Linked DNA regions of Mus musculus: region 2 is linked to region 1. A link is a loop called in an ENCODE intact Hi-C map of the cell type or tissue named here. Cell type or tissue: gastrocnemius. All regions are shown on one strand. Links, peaks and the distances in the headings refer to the core of each region. The heading gives the core; the rest is flanking DNA.

Evidence for each region. Hi-C counts contacts between places; a loop is a spot of excess contacts. Peaks named below come from ENCODE experiments on the same cell type or tissue, not always from the same donor. Only the 100,000 strongest peaks of a DNase experiment are listed, where the experiment ranks them.
Region 2: it touches region 1 in a loop (2.4-fold over the local background); 15 of 42 quality-filtered maps call a loop at or near these places.

The regions. Positions count from the first base shown.
Region 1 is chr2:135,395,091-135,405,316 of GRCm38, forward strand. All of the region lies in intron 31 of Plcb1 (phospholipase C, beta 1), which reads left to right. Among named protein-coding and RNA genes, the nearest start is that of Gm31993, 140 kb to the right of the region's middle. In gastrocnemius, for the core only: no CTCF peak of the experiment used is centred there; a DNase peak (open chromatin) is centred at 4,021.
Region 2 is chr2:135,953,484-135,963,709 of GRCm38, forward strand. It overlaps Plcb4 (phospholipase C, beta 4), which reads left to right. Exons shown (of 39, transcript NM_001355153.1): 16 at 863-942; 17 at 1,432-1,516; 18 at 4,572-4,662; 19 at 5,159-5,254; 20 at 8,236-8,336. Among named protein-coding and RNA genes, the nearest start is that of Lamp5, 99 kb to the right of the region's middle. In gastrocnemius, for the core only: a CTCF peak has its summit at 4,470 (motif pointing left); DNase peaks (open chromatin) are centred at 2,505 and 4,463; H3K27ac peaks cover 2,314 bases.

The DNA.
Region 1 (10,226 bases), core at 851-8,850:
AAACTCCCGAGTGAGAGCCAACAGCCTTTGGCCTATGTTACACTCGTCAAATTAACGCACATAGTAGGTTGGTTTTATCTGTTCTATATGAGGTTGTTTTCCTTTTTTTTTTTACCTATGTAAAGAATTGTCTTAGAAGGAAAATATGGTTATTCTTTCATTTCTTGACCATAAAACTGAGACATGTTGCTTTCCTTCGGGGAGATACCAGGGAATTTGGGACCATTTTCGTTTCTCTTTGTCCAATCTCAACTTATTTTTGAGACCTGTGGTGGTTGTGGAGACTTTTTAAACTTAGAACAAATTTTTTATAAAAGAGCTTCAAAAATCTCTGGCCAATACTCTAAAATACAATAAAACTACATGAGGAGAGGTTCCTTCAGTGCCTCTAATGAAGTATCTTTCTAATTTTACACTATGTCCCTTGGTTTTAGATGTCCTTACTGAAGACATTGAAAAAGGTAATGTCGTGTGATCCCCATAAGGACTTTTTAACTCCTAAGACAGGCAAGAGACTAACGCACTCTGTGTCATTGGCATTCATTCAGTTTATTCACACAGTCGAATGCAGCCTTCCTTTCTGAACATTAAACATAAAATCTGAACAAAGGTGCTAGAGAGATGACTCAGCAGTTAAGAGCACTAACTGCTCTTCCACAAGTCTTGAGTTCAATTCCCAGCAACCATCTGATGGCTCACTCCATCTATAATGGGATCTGATATTGTCTTCTGGCATGTCTCAAGAAAGCTACAGCGAACTCATATAAAAAAATCATGCAATCAATCAACCAATCTTGAAAATGTGGACAAAAATCCACATCGTCTTCCCTCTGTGATGACACCTTCTCTGGATATAGAATATTATGTTGGCAGTTACTTTCTGGTAATACATTGGGGATAAAATTCTGCCGCCTTCCTGCATCAGTTAGTGTAGTTCTTTAGACATAATTTGTATTTCTTCCCTTTGACCTCATTTATAGTTTTTGGGTTTCTTTTTGTATCTTATACACTGTTTCTATAATGTATCTATGTGTTTAAAATGGCCAGACAGATAACTCTATAATGTATCTGTGTGTTTACAATGGTCAGACAGATAATTCTAATGTATTTGGGTAACTGAAATGGCCTGAAAGATAACTCTGTAATGTATCTGTGATTTGAAATGGCCAGAGAGATAACTCTAATGGTTCTGTGTTTGAAATGGCCAGAGAGATAACTGTTTAATGTGTCTGTGTGTTTGAAGTAGCCAGACAAATAACTCTATAATGTGTCTGTGTGTTTGAAGTGGCCAGACAGATAACTCTAAAATCTATCTGTGTGTTTAAAATGAGCAGACAGACAACCCTAAAATGTATCTGTGTGTTTGAAATGGTCAGGCAGATAACTTCATCTCTTCTGCCAGAACTCTCAGCCGCCAGGGTAGCAAACAATGGGTCCTACTTTCCAATGTATTTCTTAACTTCCGGGATTTTACTCTGTGTGCAAGTGTGTATGTGTGTGTGTGTGTACACTTGTGTATTACACATGCCTGCATGTGTTATAAATGTGTGCGTTCTCAGGCCAAATACACTCTTACTCTACTTTTTTCCCTTAACTTTAGGGTTTTTTGTTTCCCTCCTTTTGTTCTGTGCTTCCTTGTAGATAGTATTTTTTTTTTCTTCTCACTCTCTGTCTAATGCATTGACTCTACCCTACTCACTCACTCAGGTTTAAATCTTTGCTTGCTTTCTATCTTTTTTTTTCTGGATTTTCCCTTCCTAGAAACAAGGTGACGTGGGAATATGCAGTCAGTTATACTGGACAGAAGGCAGAGGCTCCAGAAGGAATACACTCTAGCTGCTAAGTAGATGGTCTTGAGTTAGGGTTCTAAGTCTGCTCGGTAAACACCAGTTTAGCATTGAGAGCTTACTGATGGCTTCCTTGTTCCCACTGTCATACGCACAAACAAAACCCCCGTATACTCAGGGATGGGAGCTTGGGGATTTCTCTCCGTTTCCTGTCCTGCGTCCATGACATGGTACATGATTTGCCTGCATTTTCCTACTACTAACTGGATCTTAAATTCTCACTACATGTCTAACTTTCAAATCCTTCTTTGTGCTAAAAGAGACAATTAACGATATCAATACACACATTATAAACATCTTTAAAGCAAAATATATAAAGGTATAATTGATAATCTGAAAACCATTGTATTATTTTACTCAAGCCTTTGGCCTTTGAAGGGGAATATGGTGAGATTCAAATCAAGAAAGACATATAACTATTTATCCAAAGACAGTAGAGCTTAAGTCTTCAAGTCCTTGGTAAATCAAATATGGGGGCTGAAAGGTTTTCCTAAAAGTGCCAGTATATGGCTCTGTGCTGAGAAAACTGCAGAAACTTCTGTTCTACACAGGAAAGCAGCAGCTAACACTAAGCTACTTTCTCTATCTCTTGGGTTATATCTCAAAAGCATTGGCATAGCCAGTCAACCATGGGAGTCCTATTCATACACCTTATGTAAGCAAAAATCAGTTGACACAAGTCGTCTGTGTTTCTTATCATTAGTTGAATCTCAGAATCTGGCAAGGAAGTTTTGGAATTTCTAACTGAAAGGGTCAAACTGCATTTCACTTAACCACTCTTTGATTTAGATGGAATCAGAGACCCCTAGGATTTGCTGGGAGCATAATGTATTAAGACATCAAGTAAAAGTTCAGTCTGCTTGCCTTGGCTAAAGGCAGCACAGCCATGTCGCTTGGATTTTAAAATGGTTTCTCTAGAGCTGTGCAAAAGGACATAGCCTAGTCCTATCTTGGCAGCAAAAGTCGATCATTAAATAGAGTCACTTCTTTGTCCAAGGCCTTTTTGATGGCCTCTGTCTCTCTTACAGTAGAGGTTCACGAGATCCAGCCCTTTCATTCTGGACCCTTTCTTTCTGTCTGCATGGATCTACCATTGCTTAGGCTATACTGACCTTTTCGCTGCACCCCCAACCAACAGCCTATCCCACCCTTGGCTCCTGTACAGATTGTTTCCTCATACCCCAAGTGTTTAATGAACAACTCCTTCTGTATTTCAAGTCTCTGTCAAATCACTGATCTTGAGGAGGCTTTGAGTGATCACTCTGTTTACATTTGAGCCTGCCAGGATTGGAGAGATTGTTAAGAACATTTGTTGCTTTTCCAGAGGACCCAAGTTTAAATCTCATCAGCCACATGGCAGCCCACAGCTGTCTGTAACCCCAGTTCCAGGGAACCCAGCACACTCTTCTAGCCTCTGTAGTTAATGGGCACAAACATGGCATCCAGGCATACACTGAGGTAAAAACATCCAAACACATGAAGATGAAAAAAATCTGAAATTTGTATGCCACAATGACTTCCATTTCTGGCCTTTTTTTCCTTTATATTTTTCTGTGCTTCACTGTATGGAAGCACTCCTCCTTCAGTCATAGACTTCCTTCTGAAGTCTGATTGTCTTTCCCCAGTAGGGGACAAGCTGCAAGGGGACAAGATCTTCTTCCATTTTCTCTGTGTTTCCTGATGTCTAAGCACTCTAAATACCCAAGAACAATGCCTGCCACATTCTTCCTATTCAGTAAATATTTGAAAGTAATTGTTTAATATAGAACATTTCATTAATTTGCATGCCAATTTATTCATGGGCTGTCATAATCTCAACATGGCTTCTGTAACCACATAGATGCTACTGAAGGGAGTTCCAGTAATGATTTTTGACTCTTTTGTTGTTGTTATTGTTTACATAGAGAGATATTTAAATTAACTACCTTTAAAAACATTCTCTCTTTGCAAATGAAAAATGGAGTATTAAAACAACTCGTTGGGTCAACTCATCCCAAAAAAAAGCTGTCAACAATATCATCTTTTCTCAGGACTCTTGATATGGTGGGATATGTACCATTGTCTTCACATTCAGTATCTAATCCCTGGAGAGGATGGGGAAAAGCCAAGAAGTCAATGAGCAGAACCACTGTGGTTTTGGCAGGCTGGGTCCCATGCTACCCTTGCCAGTGCTGAGGGAGGAGAGGGTGTTAAACTGCTACTCCAAGATGGCACAGCAAGGGACCACCCAGACCTAAGTCTGAAACACCAGGTGATTCAGAAAGCCATTTCCTTGACAGAGAAATGACAGCCTCCCTTTTTCTCCACACAGGGGGAAGGCCCCTCCTCAGTCTTGTCGGAAGGTTGCCATGAGGATCCCTCTGTTCCCCCCAACTTTACTCCCCCCAACCCTCAAGCTCTCAAGTGGTGAGCACCGTCCTTCTAGCCAGGTAGGACTGGATGGGAGGGCCCTTTTGAGAGAAGGGTGGTTGTGTGGCCATGCCCTGCTCAGTCTTCCTGGACTTGCCTGTTTAGTCCTCACCCTCCCTCCTCCACAGTCCCTCCTGTTTCCTGGGGAGTTTCCAGCACATCTGGAATGCCTCCCTTGGCTGTTCCTGTACCCCTCTGGTATTGCTCTTTCTATCTTTGCATTCTTTCCAACCAACATAAACTCCCATTCTTTCCTCCTCTTTCTTCCGTTTCCTTCTGTTTACGAAATTAGCTTCCCTTTTTAAACTTGCTTTGTTTTCTTTCTTGCTCTTCATCTCTTTTTCCCAATCTGAAAGTGTATTTTCCAGTGATTCCCACTAACCCCCTTTATCCACACAGCCCACACCCCAAGAGCACAAGAGCAGTCTCCCAGGGAATCTTAACACATTCTACTCTGCACCATAGTTATTCCTTGTAAAAATTCTACAAAGTTAATTTTTTTTAATCGGGTGGCATTTGGAGTTAAGAGGGCAGCGCATAGCCCTGAGTTCGTAGAAGCAAGAGCACTAGATCGCACCCATGCAGCAGGGATGCTGGGTCAGCAGCAAGAGGCTGAGGCAAACTGCAGGTGTGAACTTTGAACAGAGGACTTTAGCTTGCCGTTGTGTTGTAAAAATCTATTGTATTTTTAAACTTATCTGAAAACAGGTCTGTGCCATTCCAGGTGTGGATTTGGGAGGAGACATGAGACGTCCTTGTAATTAAAAAAAAAAAAAAAAGTTAAACTTCTTAACAGCACAGTAGCCTTGTTAATCCTGAACAACAATATTTAATTGTATATGCAAAGTAATTAGTAAAAAGGATTTTGAATACACACACACACCATGATATGTTTGAAGTAATGAGTACACCAATCATTTTGACCTTATGCACATGTGCCATGTGTCTGTTCTGAAATATTGTACTATAATCCATAGAAATACTGTAATTGGGACTTGATAAATTAAGAAACATTTAAAATATTTAAATAACCTTTTTTTAACAGCAAGATTTTTTTCAGTGCTGATTAAATCTTAGTGGGCTGGTGAATTACTTGGGCATGCTGTTGAGCATATATCTTGATCCAAGAGGTCTAGTTGGGTAGATGAATCTGCCTTTCTAACCAGGTGGCCCTCATTTTCTGTGACCGTGATGTGACTGCCACAGTTCTAGAACATGCCTACATTCTGTCTTAAGCCTACAGAAGAAGCTGTAAGCTGCCTCTAAACTTGAATTTTGTTTTTATCTAATCATGAGCTTGCCCCTTTGATATCATTATTTTCTCTTGGTGAGTGGTAGGGAAGGAGAGAGGGAAGGAGAAAGAGACAGACAGACAGACAGACACAGAGACAGAGATGACAGTCAGACAGAGAGACACACAGAGAGAGACAGAGTGCATTTGAGGGCAAAGTTAGAACTTGGTTCTGATTCTGACTGCACCGTCTCATTAGTGATTGTACTGACCTGACCCAGCGATAGAGCTCATTCCTGGGAAAGAGAAAATCTGGCTTACACAGGTTTCCATCTTGTACAGGCAATCCCCAAGGGGAATTTAGAAACCCTTCCTCATTTAGATCTAAATGTTAAGGCTTCTTTCTTGTGGGTTTTTTTTGCTGATTATTGGTTTCTTTCTTTTCACGAAAAGAGGGTACCACAGCCTTGTGTGGAGGTCAAAGGACTGTTGGCAGGAGTTGGTCCTTTCCTTCTACTCTGCGAGTCCCAGGGATGAAACTCAGGTCTGCTATGGCAGCCAGTGTCTTTAGCAGCTGAGACATCTCACTGGCTTTATATTGAGAGCCATTGTGAGACAGTTTATGTGATGGGTAGAACTCTGGATTCTCTCAAAAGTTACAAATGACGGTGATCCTAAAAATGCACGACTTGAGCTTTATTTTCAAAGCAAATGCATAGGGACTATGCATGCTATGCTCTGCCCTAGTATTCCGTTCGGCTTTGGATGGCCTCATTTACAACTCCATTCCCTTCAGGATAACAACTGACCTTCCAGGCTGGCACACAGCAACAAAACGCCCAACCAAACAAACAGAGAGGCAAAATGATTTATCTGTTAAAAGATTATTCCCATAATACCTGGACTTCCCAAAAAATCTTTAATCACATTGTTAGTTTGCTCCCTTTAGCTGCGCAGAGACAAAGGGTGATGTAAAAATAAACCAACCCCACACTGCTCATGAAAAATAGGTCTCACTGCTAAACCAGAAAAAAAAACCAATTATAGTATTTTATAGTTTAAAAAAAGACAAATTGTTCTTACATAACAGTATATAAAAAGTCATTTTTGTTCCAATTTTAATTTTCCCAAAATGTTTTTTATATTTTTCACTAAACATTTCTATTTCCATATACCACCTATAAAATGAGCAAATTAATTAAAGCTAGAAGTACACACAGCTTGTGATATTAAGAAGGTGGTGCCCAGGAGTACTTGTGTGCAATAGGTGATGTTCATGTTTTTAAAATTGTGAGTGCACACCTTCATCATTGATGAGAAAGTACACTGCGAGTTATTAGCTGGAGATCAATAGGTAGAGCTGAACAGATAGACCGGGCTTTGAGTGGTCCTTATAATGTCTCTTTTTAATAGTGAAAGATAACTGTTGGGCAAACTTCTAAGTAAAGTGCTTGTTCCTTTTGTGTGGACGTAAATCATTAGATAAGAAGCCTAGGGGGAGGAGGAACTGGAGAGATGGCTCAGCAGTTAGGAAAGCTCACTGCTCTTCTTACAGAGGACCCATGTTCAGCTCCTAGCATCCATGATGTCGAATAGCTCACAAACGCCTTGAACTCTACCTCCAAAGGATCTGACATATTCTTCTGGACTCCAATGGCACAGCGCTCACATATAATCATAATTAACATAATTAGAATAAAAGGAACCTTTTCAAAAGTTAAGGATCTATTGAAAGTCCCATTCCCTAAAAAATACTGAAGATATTGCCTTGGGGAAATTCATGTTAATGACAAGTATTTATTAAGTGTCAGCTATGCTCTAGACATTGCCAGCAGGGACCACCAAAGAATAGAACACACAGCTCCTCTATGATGTGGTATATTAAAAGTCAGCTACCTACAATAAAATGTATTAGGTTTTATCCTAATAATAGCATTTATCCAGTGTGCACTGTTATCAAGACGTTCCGACCATGTCACTTGTGGTGTCTTCTTGTTCTCTGTGGGGTACACTTGAGGAACCTGAGGTATGAGAGAGTCAGTGAACATCCTCACCACTCTTCCTGCCTTTACTCACCTTTAACATATGTGTGTAGTTACTGACTTCAAACCAGAGACTAAATGGATTTGGCTCCCTTGGCATCTCACTCTCTCCTTGGTAAAATCTGCTGCATCCCCAGTACTCTATAAACATCCTTGATAATTAAGCTTTCTTCTGAAGTATCCTAGAAAGGTGCTAGTACATACTAGGAACTAGTGTGTATATGGGGCTGGTGTGTACTAGGAGCTAATGTGTACAAGGGGCTAGTGTGTATGAAGGAATAGTGTGTAGGATTTGCTATGGGCCTAGTTTTATTTGTTAAGCTATTGGCTTTCATATATCCTTTGAGGTTACATTTATTATACCCTAGTTTCCCACCCACCCTCACCCTCCCACCTCCATGGACACCAGAAAAGCTAAAGGCCATCTTGAAAGAGAATCATCTCCTAGATTGTATTAAAGTGTCACTCACACAGCAGGAATGGGCTTCTCTGGAGTGTATGACCTCTCACCCTGCTTGTTTTCACTGACAACAGAGGCAATGCAAGTGCTTTGGGTTACATTTAGAAAGATTTAAGCAAGAAACAAAGGAGTTTCTCTGAGAGTAAGGACGTCTAAACACTTAAAGGGACCACTAAGGGCTGCAGTGTGTGTCTTTGAAGATCTTTAAATGTGGAAACAAAGAATCTTTTTTACCAACAGAAAGTTCTGGAACCTTTCTGTGATCTCCTTTGAGTCCATGAAGGATATGATTAATTAAAGTCAGACGTTTACCTCTAAAATAATAGGCATGAGATTCAGAGAATTGAAGGTGTTGGAGGACTCATTAAACAGCTGCATAAATATCATGCTGAAAGATTTAATGAGTCCATAGGGTCACTGATAGAGCAATGGAGCCTCGATGGCCTAGAAAAATAAATTAGAATCGATAGCGCTCCTCTAAGCTAACCACTGAGAGATGGAGTCTATAATTATATCTTAATGATGCACATTGGTGTTCTCATCCTGGAGAAAATGAAAATAGTTTGTTTTCAGTTTTGTACCCATCGATAATAAAAAGTCCGGTGTCTTTGCTTAGTTCTCTGGCCTGTGGGAATTATGATTCCTTTACAAAGCTATAGTTGGGTGAACAGTGTCTATTGTTTACCTTCATTAATTCAGCTAAAAGGTGCCTATTACATAGCAGGCTTTAAATTTTCAACTGGGAAAAGAAAATGGTACCTGTTTTCATCATTATCAACCTATATTTTAACATTTAGGATCTGTATGGTGGTTATAACAGTATTTTCTTCTATCCCTTGTTCAAAATCATCTATTTGATTGTTTAAAGTTGGACATTGTACAAGAACTTATACCATGAGAAATACCACGCTCTATGAATAGGACACTTTTTCTTTCTAGAAAAGCCCCTTGTCAAACACATGCCAGTACACCACTGGCTTGAACTCTATGGTTTCCTGACACAGGGTTTTCCTAGAATTTATACAGAGTTCCCACTGGAGCTTGCCACTGTAGAAAGATGATTATCCCTCTTGTAATCTACTTCTGTTGTTCATAACACAATACAATGGCTACCTGTGCTGGTAAGAGATTTATTGCAGCTCATGGTTCTGATCTGAGATCCAGAGGCTACATCAGATGATGACTTTCTTGCTGGCAGAATTCCAAGGTGGCAAAGGGCATCCCATGGTGAGTGACTAAGAACAGGCTTTTATAGCAACCCTGCTTTGTTTCCTTAAGATAACTCATTAATCTCCTAGTCACATGCGTGCATTAAGCCATTCATTAAGGCAGAACCCTAATCTCCTATTAAATGTCTCACCTTATTCTGCTTCTTAACATCTCAGAGTAGAGATTAGATCTCCATGGGTTTCAAAGCAAACAAATCACGTTCAAATCATAGTACCCATTCATTATAAACCAAACAAGATTTCCTATGGAATCATAGTACTTTTCACACGCATTTCATCCTGCAACAGCGAGAGGTTATAGTATCTTTTGAAACAGTCATCTCCCAGGTAACCGGAAGGTATTATTTTGGAGAAAACAAGAGTTTCCTAAAACAGAAGTTCAGTCTTCACACCAGTTCTGTAACGCAGTCAGCAACATGTCTGTATAAAAATTGCCTCAGCCATCATGTTAGCAATCTTCCCATTGCCGAGACTCAACTCGCTGGTGTCTGATGCCAAGCCAACACTTTCCCAGCTCATTTTATAGAATGTGCTGTTTCTGGTTCAATCTTCTAAAAGTCTTAATAAAGAGGTGGTAAGTGAAGCTGAATAGAACTTGGGGGAAGAAGTAGTTTGGAGAAGCGTATTTCTCCAATCTCACCCCTCTACATCATCTTCTACCAAGTCTAAAGATGTTCAGACTTGGAAAAATGAGTTTACATTTAGAAGAGTTCATCTTCAACCTCTATCCAAAGCTAAGGCTAAGTCGCATTTGTGAACTCTAAAATGTGAAGAACTGGAAGTTAAAATGACCCCTTCCAAGTTCTTTGGGAACAATTGGCAGCACTAGCTGACCCATCCTGGCCCTGCTCTTGAGAATAACTCTGCAATGTATGTGTTTTCTGAGTAGAGCCCTATTTATGATTTCTGCTGTCACTATAACACTTCTTATGGTACTTACAGGTGGACGGTTTCAAGCCAAAATGATTAAATAATTTACATTTTGTATCCTTTCTCCAAGTGAGATTT
Region 2 (10,226 bases), core at 1,098-9,097, 560 kb after region 1:
TGCCCTGTGGTTAGCTACAGACCAGTAAGAACTTGTAGATTTATAGTGTGAGAGTGTGATTATAGAAGCTTTGGTTCGAAGTCCCTTTCTCTAAAATAATCATGAGGGCTAACCCTCAGATTCATCTTGTCTATGTCATAAGATACAAGTTATGGGGAAGTGTCAGCCCATTTGGAAGTAGGCAGGGATATAAAAGTGAAGTCAGAGCCCATGCCTGTTTTACCTCACATGTGACCTGAATACAGAGGAGACCCACTTTTCACTCGGCTCACCGGAAACAATGGATATTGCAGCTGTCATAGCAGTACAGTAGGTCAACAAAGAACGGCGGGCACAGACATAGGCCAAGATGATTCCAAACTCGGAGGAAGGACAGTTAGAAGCTTCCAGAAATCCTTGTGTTACTACCAGCACATTTCTCCAGAAGAGTGAGTTGAAGAATAGACTGTCATGAAAATGCCTGTACAAAGCTTACGCTCGCCTCGAGGAGAGTGATGCGGGCCAATGGCGTGGCTTTGTGGTTGAGCACATCCTTCAAGGCTCTGCATTCAAAGTGCTACACAAAAGGGGGCAAGAGGAGCCAGAGTCCCTGGCTCTGCGCATTGTCAAGTGAGAACCAGCAGGCCACTCAAGTAATGTCACTTAATAAATAGCACTGGAGAAATAGAAGAGAGCTTTGACTGAAAAGCAATGTCCTAAACCTCTTGAGTCCCCCCAGGAGGGGTGTCTAGGCAGACGTGTTCTCCAGGTCAGAACTGTTAAAGCTGACTTTCTGAAACGCTCAGTTAGTGGGCTGTGAACGGTGTCAGGTGCCTTAAGTCTGTCTGCTCTTTTCTTTCATAAACACTCTTTGTCGTTAAAGGATGTAATCCAGGCCATCAAGGAAACGGCGTTTGTCACATCAGAATACCCTGTCATTCTCTCCTTCGAAAACCACTGCAGGTATAAAGGCTCCTTCTTTTCCACGTCCCTCCTTGGTGGTGTTTCAGATCCCTCACTCTTCGTCCTGCTGTTCATTATTTCTTTTAACTAACTGAGTAGTTTGCTGTCCGATGTGCTAAGTCGCAAGTCACCCTCCAGTGAGGACACAGTCATTCCCACCCTGTCTACCAAGAAGTCATCTTCATGTGACTCAGTAATGCTTTCCCTGAACAAAAGGCCAGAAATTAGGGGACACCTAGTCTAAAGTTCCTTTGAGATGGAAAATTTGGCAATAACTTGGAATGCATCCTTAGGCTTTTTTTTTTTTTAAATTTAAAGTTGTACCAATTAAAGTCTGTACACTGTATTACAAGTATAGCTCCAGTTAATGCTATAAAGACAGCCCTGCACTTTGTAAAGCAGAGGAGTCTAGTTGTCAGAATGGATGTCTCTCTTTCTTGGAGAGCTAATGGACACTTGAGTTTACAAATGCCACTTCTTTCTCCCCAGCAAATATCAACAGTACAAGATGTCCAAGTATTGTGAAGATCTATTTGGGGATCTCCTGTTGAAACAAGCACTTGAGTCGCATCCAGTACGTATTTTTAGCAAACCAGAGTTCCAGCATGAATGGATTTGTTTTGAAATGTGTTTTTCAGGGGTCAAGTAGCACTGGAGGCTGAATACTAAGGATTTTCATATTTATTTAGATTCTCTGGTACAAAAAGCTTTTATCGTGCTTCAGAGGGATGTAGAGAGGAACACAAAGTAAACATCTGACTTGGTTTAATCCGGCTGCTCTCAGGACCTCGTGTTTTATGTTTCATAAAGCTTCCAAGCCAAGAGTCCAGGCCCCTCCGTGCGTCCCAGTGTCCATTGCATTCTGAGTCACTTCAGATACCCGTAAAAGCACCTGCACTAGGGCCCCACCTACACCGGTTCGGTTCTGATTGACCCAGGGTCATAAGCAGGTGCATGATTTAAGTCCTCCAGGTGAACAAATGTGTGCCCAGGGTTCAACACTCATGGGAGCCCGTCGCTGTGGGAAAAGCTCCAGACTGATGTCCTAAGACACAGAGGTCAAGTTCCCAACTCCAAAGTAAATACTCAGGCAAAGTCACATGACCGTTTTTGAACTTCATTATATACCTGCCAGGTTGTTCATTAAGCACTTGTTATTAAAGTCCGTGGTCCATAGGAGGGCTTTATGGAGTCTGAATGCATTTGTAAGCGTTCCAGAGAATTCCTTGGATTTCTGTCAGGATCCCTAACATCCAAGAGGATGAGATGCACTGTGGCAAGGTGTTACGAGAAGCAAGGCTTGCTAAAATTAAAGTGCTCTATTAGGCTGTTCAGCCTTCCTGTGACTATGGTAGCATTCGACAAAAGGAGAGGGGCAGGAAAGTCCATGCATGACAAGAGGGTGTTTGCTACGTGAATGACTTGGCTGCTCTAACCGTGGATTTTTCCCAAAGGTGTGTGTGGCAGCAGAAAGCGCATGGAGGCCAGGCTGCATCCTTTGCTCTCTGCTGCCTGCTGAAGCACTGGGGCAGCTGCACTCCCCGCACTCCCTCTTTCCTCCACACTTGGCCTGACTGTTGGCTGCCAGTGCCTATGGCTCTCTGTGGAATATGACCTCTAGTCAGTGGTCAGGCTCCGATCACATGAGAGACAGGCCGGACGGGGTCTGAGAATGAACTCCCCCACAAATCCCCTCACTCGGTGTTCCTAAGGGCTATTTCTGAGCACCTGTTCTCTTCTGACCCTTGGGATCCCCAGCTAGATTCCCTGTTTGCCACCCTGGGGTGCCCCAGTGATAACATCTGAATTACATCCTTCACTGGCCGTCTCCTCCTTTCTCTTGCTTCTCCACCTCTCTGTTGACCTGTGCAGGAACCGGCTTAAACTTGTGATGTGTTAGTTCTTGTCTAGGAAGATGACTCTGAGGGATTCTGTCCAAAGAAGCATCCTTGATTTATTTTATTGCTGTGGTTTCCTTAGCCTTCTGTTCTCTTGGGTAAGAGAGGAGACTTGATATTTGCAAAGGCCATTGTGTTTGTCTTAATTAACTAAATAATTAATGTGCATCCCAAATGCTGCTCATCCCCCAGGTCCCTCCCTCACAGAGTCCCTTCCCTTCTCCTCTGAGAAGGTGGGACCCGCTGGGTACCCCCCAACCCTGGAAGTCTCTGCCAGATTAGACACATCATCTGCCACTGAGGCCAGACCAGGCAGCCATGAAGACTGAATGTTCTTTGGTTGGTGGCTCAGACTCTGAGAGCTCACAGGGGGCCAGGTTTGCTGACTCTGTAGGGTTTGCATCCCCTTCAGGGCCTTCAGTCCTTAACCCCAACTCTCCCATAAGTGTCCCTGACCTTTGTGTAATGCTTGGCTGTTGGTATCTGCATCTCTTTCAGCTGGGTAAAGCCTCCCAGAGGACAATTATGCTAGACTCCTGTCTACAAGGATAACAGAGTGTCATTAATAGTGTCAGGAGCTGGTTCTTGCCCATAGGATGGGTTTTAAGTTGAGCCAGTTATTGGTTGGCCTTTCCTTTGGTTTCTGCTCCATCCTTGCATTTCTTTTAGACAGGACAAATTTTGGGTCAAAAGTTTTCTGGATTAGTTGGTGTCCTTATCCCTCCACTGGGGGGTCCTCCAGGCCTCTTCAGGTTCCATATCCCCACTGTTAGGCATCTCAGCTAAGGTCACCAGCATTGACTACTATCCCAGGTCTCTAGGACTTCCTAGACATCCCATTTCCATTTATTCTCTGGCCTCTCTCCTATCTCTCACTACACCTGATCCTAACCACCCATCCCTCTCTCCCACCCAGTTCCCTCCGTCCCTCTGCCTCCTATGACTATTTTGTTTCCCCTTGTAAGTGTGATTTTTTTTTTTTTGTGAAGGGACGTACACATTCCCAGGGAAGGGACCAGTGCCACCAGGCAGCCTGCAGCAGGCAGCCGTCAGTTAAAAGTCCTAAGAAGTCAATGCATAGACTTGCTTCTGAAACATAGGGTAAAGTAATGAGTTGTGAGATAAATGGTTGTGTGGAAAGATGCATAGGTAAGAGCGTGTGGCTAATAGCTGGGTGGATGGGGAGTGAATAGGTAGACAGAGGCCAGTCCCACTGATCACAGAAAATGACCTAAACAGACTTAACTTCCTGTAAAGTACAAACATGACACCACAGCGAAGTTCAGATTCTAGCCATTCAAAACTCTCCCATGTTTAGAGAACCCATAAAAATCCCACGTCAGTCTGGTGAGAAGAGAGGCTTAGTCTGTGACCTGCTGCAGACGCAGGGGCGATCTGAGGCCATTCAAGTGCTTTATGATGGACCTGAGATGTGAAAAGCCCACCATACAGCAGGACTGCCACCCCCAGCCCCTCTCAGGTCAGACCCTACTCTACTAGGGAGCTTGGATCCATCTGTATACCCCAGAAGACTGGGGGTGCTCCAGCTTTACAGCATTGTTTAAATTAAAGTTGAATTCAGTGAGCTAATGAGCATTGGGCAGAAGCAGAGCTGTGCACACTGCCATCTAGTGGATGCTGGCTGGTATGACTCCCGGCCCCTGGGGCTCTTCCGCTCCGGAATCGAGCATGAAGTCCCTACCTAACTGAGCTCTTTCTATATATCTCTAGCTTGAACCAGGAAGGCCCTTGCCGTCTCCTAATGACCTCAAAAGAAAAATACTCATCAAGAATAAGAGGCTGAAGCCTGAAGTTGAAAAGAGTAAGTCAGTTGCACATGTGGCTTTTGAGCAGTTCGGCTGTCTAGATGAAATCTGATTTAGAACAGATTTGGGAAAGGAATGGTGGAATGCAGATAGTACATTTATCTTCCAGCGTTATTCCACTACATTCCCATTAATCCTTAGTTCTTACAACTGGTCCATTCAGTGGAAACCCTCCATGTGTTTACGTGCAAAAAATACAGAAGGAAAAAGGGTTTGTACTGCTACATACATTGCCACGGTTTTGTTCATAAAAGATAAATTAATTTACGCTCACATTGGAAACATCTCAGTGTTGTAAGGCCGGGGAAGCGGCTCCAGGGTTAAACGCTCACCGTGCATGCGTGAGGATCTGAGTCTGATCAACGAGAATCCACACGCTTAACCTGAACACCCGTGATGCCCCTAAAGACGGAAGGGGAAGACAGAGAGTTTCTCACACTTCCTAAGCGATCTAGCATCTGTTCTCATCTCCGTGTGTGATGATACTTACAGAACAGCTTGAAGCTTTGAAAAGCATGATGGAAGCTGGAGAGTCAGCCGCCCCAGCTAGCATCTTGGAAGACGACAATGAAGAGGAAATAGAAAGTGGTGAGTTGTGGGGCCGGGGAAGAAGGCTGCATGGGTAAAATGCTCGCCGTGCAGGCGTGCAGATTATAATCTGAATACCCAGAATCCACATGCTTAACACGAACACCTGCAATGCCCGTGAAGATGGGAGGAGGAGATAGAAGAATTTCTTTAAGTCCATGAGCCAGCTAGTTTGGCAAAAGCACTAGAAACCACCATGAGAGCCAGCCTCAAAACAAGATGGGAGGTGATGCCTGACAACCAAGGTTGTCCTCTGATCTCCATGTGTGCACTGTGGACATATACTCACTGTCTTTCACATACTCTCATTGGCACACATAAACGTATGCCACAGACATCACACACACACACACACACACACACACACACACACACACACTCACTCACTCCCCGCACACACACTCATACACACACACACACACACACACTCCTGCACAGACACGTACACACACTCACACTCCCCGCACACACACTCATACACACACACATTCCTGAACACATACACACTCCTACACACACACACACACACACACACACACATACACACTTCTGCACACACAAAGAGTTATGAGATGTCATTTTAAGGTACAAGTTTTTAAAAGGGTTATATTGGAAATAAGAAAAACATTAATCTCTCTTAACAAACTCCTTTGACTAGCAATGACTTTATCTTGCTAAATATTTAGGAGTACTTCATCTTTTGAGGGAATGGCATTTTTATAGATACTGTTATTTCCATTTTATCTGAGCACTGGATGTTAGTGGCTTAGCTGTCTCCCTTCCCATTGTGAACTGAGCCCTTCAGAAAAGATTTCCAGTCAGAGACTCGGCCTTTAATCACTTGCTGTATTAGGCAGGAGTTGAAGAGAATTTTTGAAAGGTCCACTCTATAATCCTTTATGTTTTGTAAAGAAAAACATGAATGTCAGTTTTGTTACTGATAGTAATAAGACATGTGATAAGAGAAGCGAGTGAAGTGATTGACTGATGCTCATAAAGTGAACTTGAGAGTCAAAGCCTATATTGCAATTTTGTTAAGCCTGGGTGTAGCTCAGTGATATAGCACAGGTTTAACCTGCATGAGGCCTTCTCAACCAGGGTCCCTGGAAGCCTTACTGAAAATATGAATATTGACCATCACCTATTTAGCCTCTCAATATAGCCAGCCATGATGTGCTGTTTAAAATTGGTGCTGGGGTTGTAACGCGATAGCATATTTGCCTAGTCTGAGCAAAGCCCTCGGTTCGGTTCTCTGCACTGAAAAATAATAATATACTACTTAGTAATAATAGTCACAAGTGGGCCATTTGAAAGTTTGGGGATGTTTTCAGATCGTGATCTCCTGGCCATGTATCCTGAGAATTACCTGGCCAGGTGATTGGAACTTGCATTGCTTTATGGAACCATGGTGCACAGACTGACTTAAGACTAATTACTTGTAGAAATTTTCTTATTACTCACACATATGGACTATGTCTGATTTTAGACTAGGTACATAGGTGAAACCCAAAAGCTATGAGAGTTACCTAATTTTACTCACTGTCTCTTATTGAAGACCCTCACTGTGGGAGAGATTCCATTAAGAAACAAGCCAAGTTTCCATAGGGTTTAACTTCAATCTCAGAGAAAAAACCATAGCGTTTGGCTTCCTTGTGTTTCTCTGTGCCTAGTGGGATCTAAATGACCAAAGATCTCTGGTATTATTCAGTTAGTTCCTATAATGTTTGTGCCTTATTACATAATGCACCATCCACATTTGGAGGCAGAAATCTGTGGTGATTTATAATTACCTCTCAGGATTTTGTGAGCAACTGGGGTTTATTTGGCTAGTTCTTGAGTTTTTTTTTAATACAGTTGCTAGCAGGTGGACATCTGGAGTCGGCATCTTTTTAAGATTTGTAGACAATTTAGACAAGATTGCTCTCTAGTTTAACCATCTGTGGAGCTCAGCTGGGTCATTGTAGCAGAGCATCCCCTGTGGCCTCTGTGTAATTTCAGCATCTCACAACATTTGCTAAGTTATACCATCCAAGAACCCGGGCCCTAGATGCAGGAAGTAGGAGCTGTTACGTTATTTAAGAACTATGAACACTTCATCTCTATTTTGTTCATCGACGCAGTGAGTGGCAGATCAGATATCAGTTCAGCTATCTTTGGATGTATAATATGTAACCATTAGATTTTTCAGATTTAAAAAAAATACAAAATATTTAAGAATAATATATATATATATATATATATATTAAGAAAATAAGCGCTCTCATTCTCCAGTGCCCCTGAAGCTTAAAGATATCCGGTAGTTTGTACACAATCCCTTAGTTATAAGACAGTGTGAGGCATCCGGCATTTAGTAGCAAAGTTAAATATAACTGTGAGTGCTCTATGGACTTGTGTGTGCTCAGGAAATGCTAACATATATTCAGATACTCTGTATAAGTCCTAGTTACTAAGTATCTACCAGGAATATACGGTTTACGCCTAAATAATCAGGTTAGACTACTTATGCAGGTACCCATTATCCAAAATACTTGGCCGGAGAAGTAGTTCTGATCTCAAGATTTTTCTACATTTAATTTTTTTAATTTCATAATCTGTGGCCCACCCTGCTGAGCCCTGGAAAACCAGGCTTCTGGGTGACTGCTCTTACCCCCAAGCTCACATTTTCTGATTCCTAGCTATTTCATAGATTACCAATTGAGTATCCCTAATACAAAAATGTGATATCCAAAATACCGTGAAATCTGAAACTCCTTGTTTGTTACCACAATGATCACACAGCTTAGGATTTTGGAACACTCTGGTTTTTTGACTTTCAAATTCAAGATAATCAACTGTGTATGAAACAGACACTGTAGAGGTGGTGCGTGGTCTCCCGGTCCTGGTTATGTGCGTAGGTCATATGAACCTTCTCTCGAGTTCTCTTAAGGTTATGGGCAGGGTCTTATTTAGCCTCATGAATTTTCTTTCTATCTGTTAAGCAGCTGATCAAGAGGAAGAAGCCCACCCTGAATACAAATTTGGAAATGAACTTTCTGCCGATGACTACAGTCACAAGGAAGCGGTTGCAAACAGCGTCAAGAAGGTCTGAGGCATTGTATTCCCATTCTTAAATGGTTTTTAAGGGGTGGCAGTTATTGTGGGAAATTTGGGGCTGTGACAACAAGAGAACCAGGTATTGTGTTTTTCTCTTAATTATATAGGACAAAATTCTCTGCTGTGGGACCAGAATTTGACACTCTCACAATATTAAGTTTCAGAGGACCTATAAATTACTCATTAATTGTACCCTCTAAGGGTCACTACCCAATTGGGCAGGTACTTTTAAATATCACCGTTTATAGTAGTAGAGCTGACAAGGAGAGACGCAGTATCGCAGGGCCAAAGGTTACCCTGCTGGCATCATTAGGAAACTGCCTTCTGGATGTGTCAGGTGAAGCCTCGGTACAGAGCTGGTCCAGCTGGCAAGAAAAGCATCCGCCTAGCAAAAGGATGAAAAAGTCCAGCCATTCAGCCAAGGAAAGTTGTCATTGGGTTCCTAGAACTTGTCAGGCCCAGCTTAGGATGCACTTTCATTTTGCCTTTTGTTAGCTTCTACGGGTCTCCTACAGTTCAGGAGAACAGATGGGAAACACGGAGTAAAAGAGTCAAGGAAGCCTATAATTCAATTGTGGCTCGAACTATTATGACAATAAAAATGAGTGCTAAAGTGGAGACCAGGAGAGAACAGGGCGACTGGAATAAGGAAGAGAGGGACTCACTATGCAGAGAAACAGAGAATAACATTTCATACCACAGGACCGCAGTAAGAGCAGAGATGGCGTGAGTGGAGCAGATGGGATGATTGAAGGGTGAAGCAAGGTGATATGTGTCAGGTGGAAATGAGGTAATTGAGAAGTTTCTATGAGAAATTAAAAATGAGGGTGTAACATGACCTGTTTCACATAAAACTAAGTGGGGAGAGGGTATCATAGAAGACTGTGGCGGGCCCTTTGTGGCCTCTCACCTAGAGGAAAGTAAAGGCAAAAGTGTGGAAAACAGTGAGAGTGGGCTTTTAACTGGTCAGAAGCAGCCCTGGTGGTTAGAGAGTAAAGAGGGAGGAGATAGAAGAGTCCAAGGCATAGCAAGGGCACAGGCAATGGTACAGTTTCCCGATGATGGACTGAACTTCGTGAAGGTAAGGAGAAACAAGGTAACCTCCTGGAATCCTTGTTGGAGGAGCAGGGTAGGCAGTGGTACTGTTGACTGGGGTGGGAAACAATGAGAAAGGACTCTGAAGTTTCCAGTGAGACAGGCAACTGGAGAGGTCTGTAAGCTGTTCCAGTGGACGTTCCGAGGAGGGACATTGATCCCTGACCTCTTGTTCTATCTAACCTTGGGTAAGTTATTTAACCTCTCCCCGATTTTGCTTCCCCATCTTGAAAACGAAGGTCATAATGTCTGTTTCATCAGGTTCTCATCACAGAGCAAAAGAGCTTACATCGGCGCCGTCCACACGGCAGCCGCTGTATAGTAGCAGGTCTGCTATGCTCTCATTACTTTCATCCTCATTATCACGGTCGTCAGCACTCATACAACAGCACTGGTGTGTAGAAAGGAGGTTGAGCAAGAGCAGTGAGTTCGAGAGATAATGTTTGAAGTCGTGGGAATTGCTTAGATGACTCACGAGAGGTAGAAAAGAAGGCCCGTGTGGAGCCCTAATCCATAGAGGGCTCACGGGAGAGGAGCCAGGAGGAAAGAGCAAAGGCTTTGCCAGCAGCCACACCGAAGAGAACAGGACAGTTAGGGGCTTTGGATAAGAAGACCTGTGTCCACTAGGTTAGTAGCATGGAGGTCAGTGGGATAGGGAAGTTTTGGGAGAGCACTTGGAGGAAAGGAAGTGGCGGGACAGACAGGCAGAGAGGATGAGGAATTGTTTCCGTCTTGAACTGGAAGAATCAAGTGCGCTGATATCCGAGATGTGAGATGTGGAACG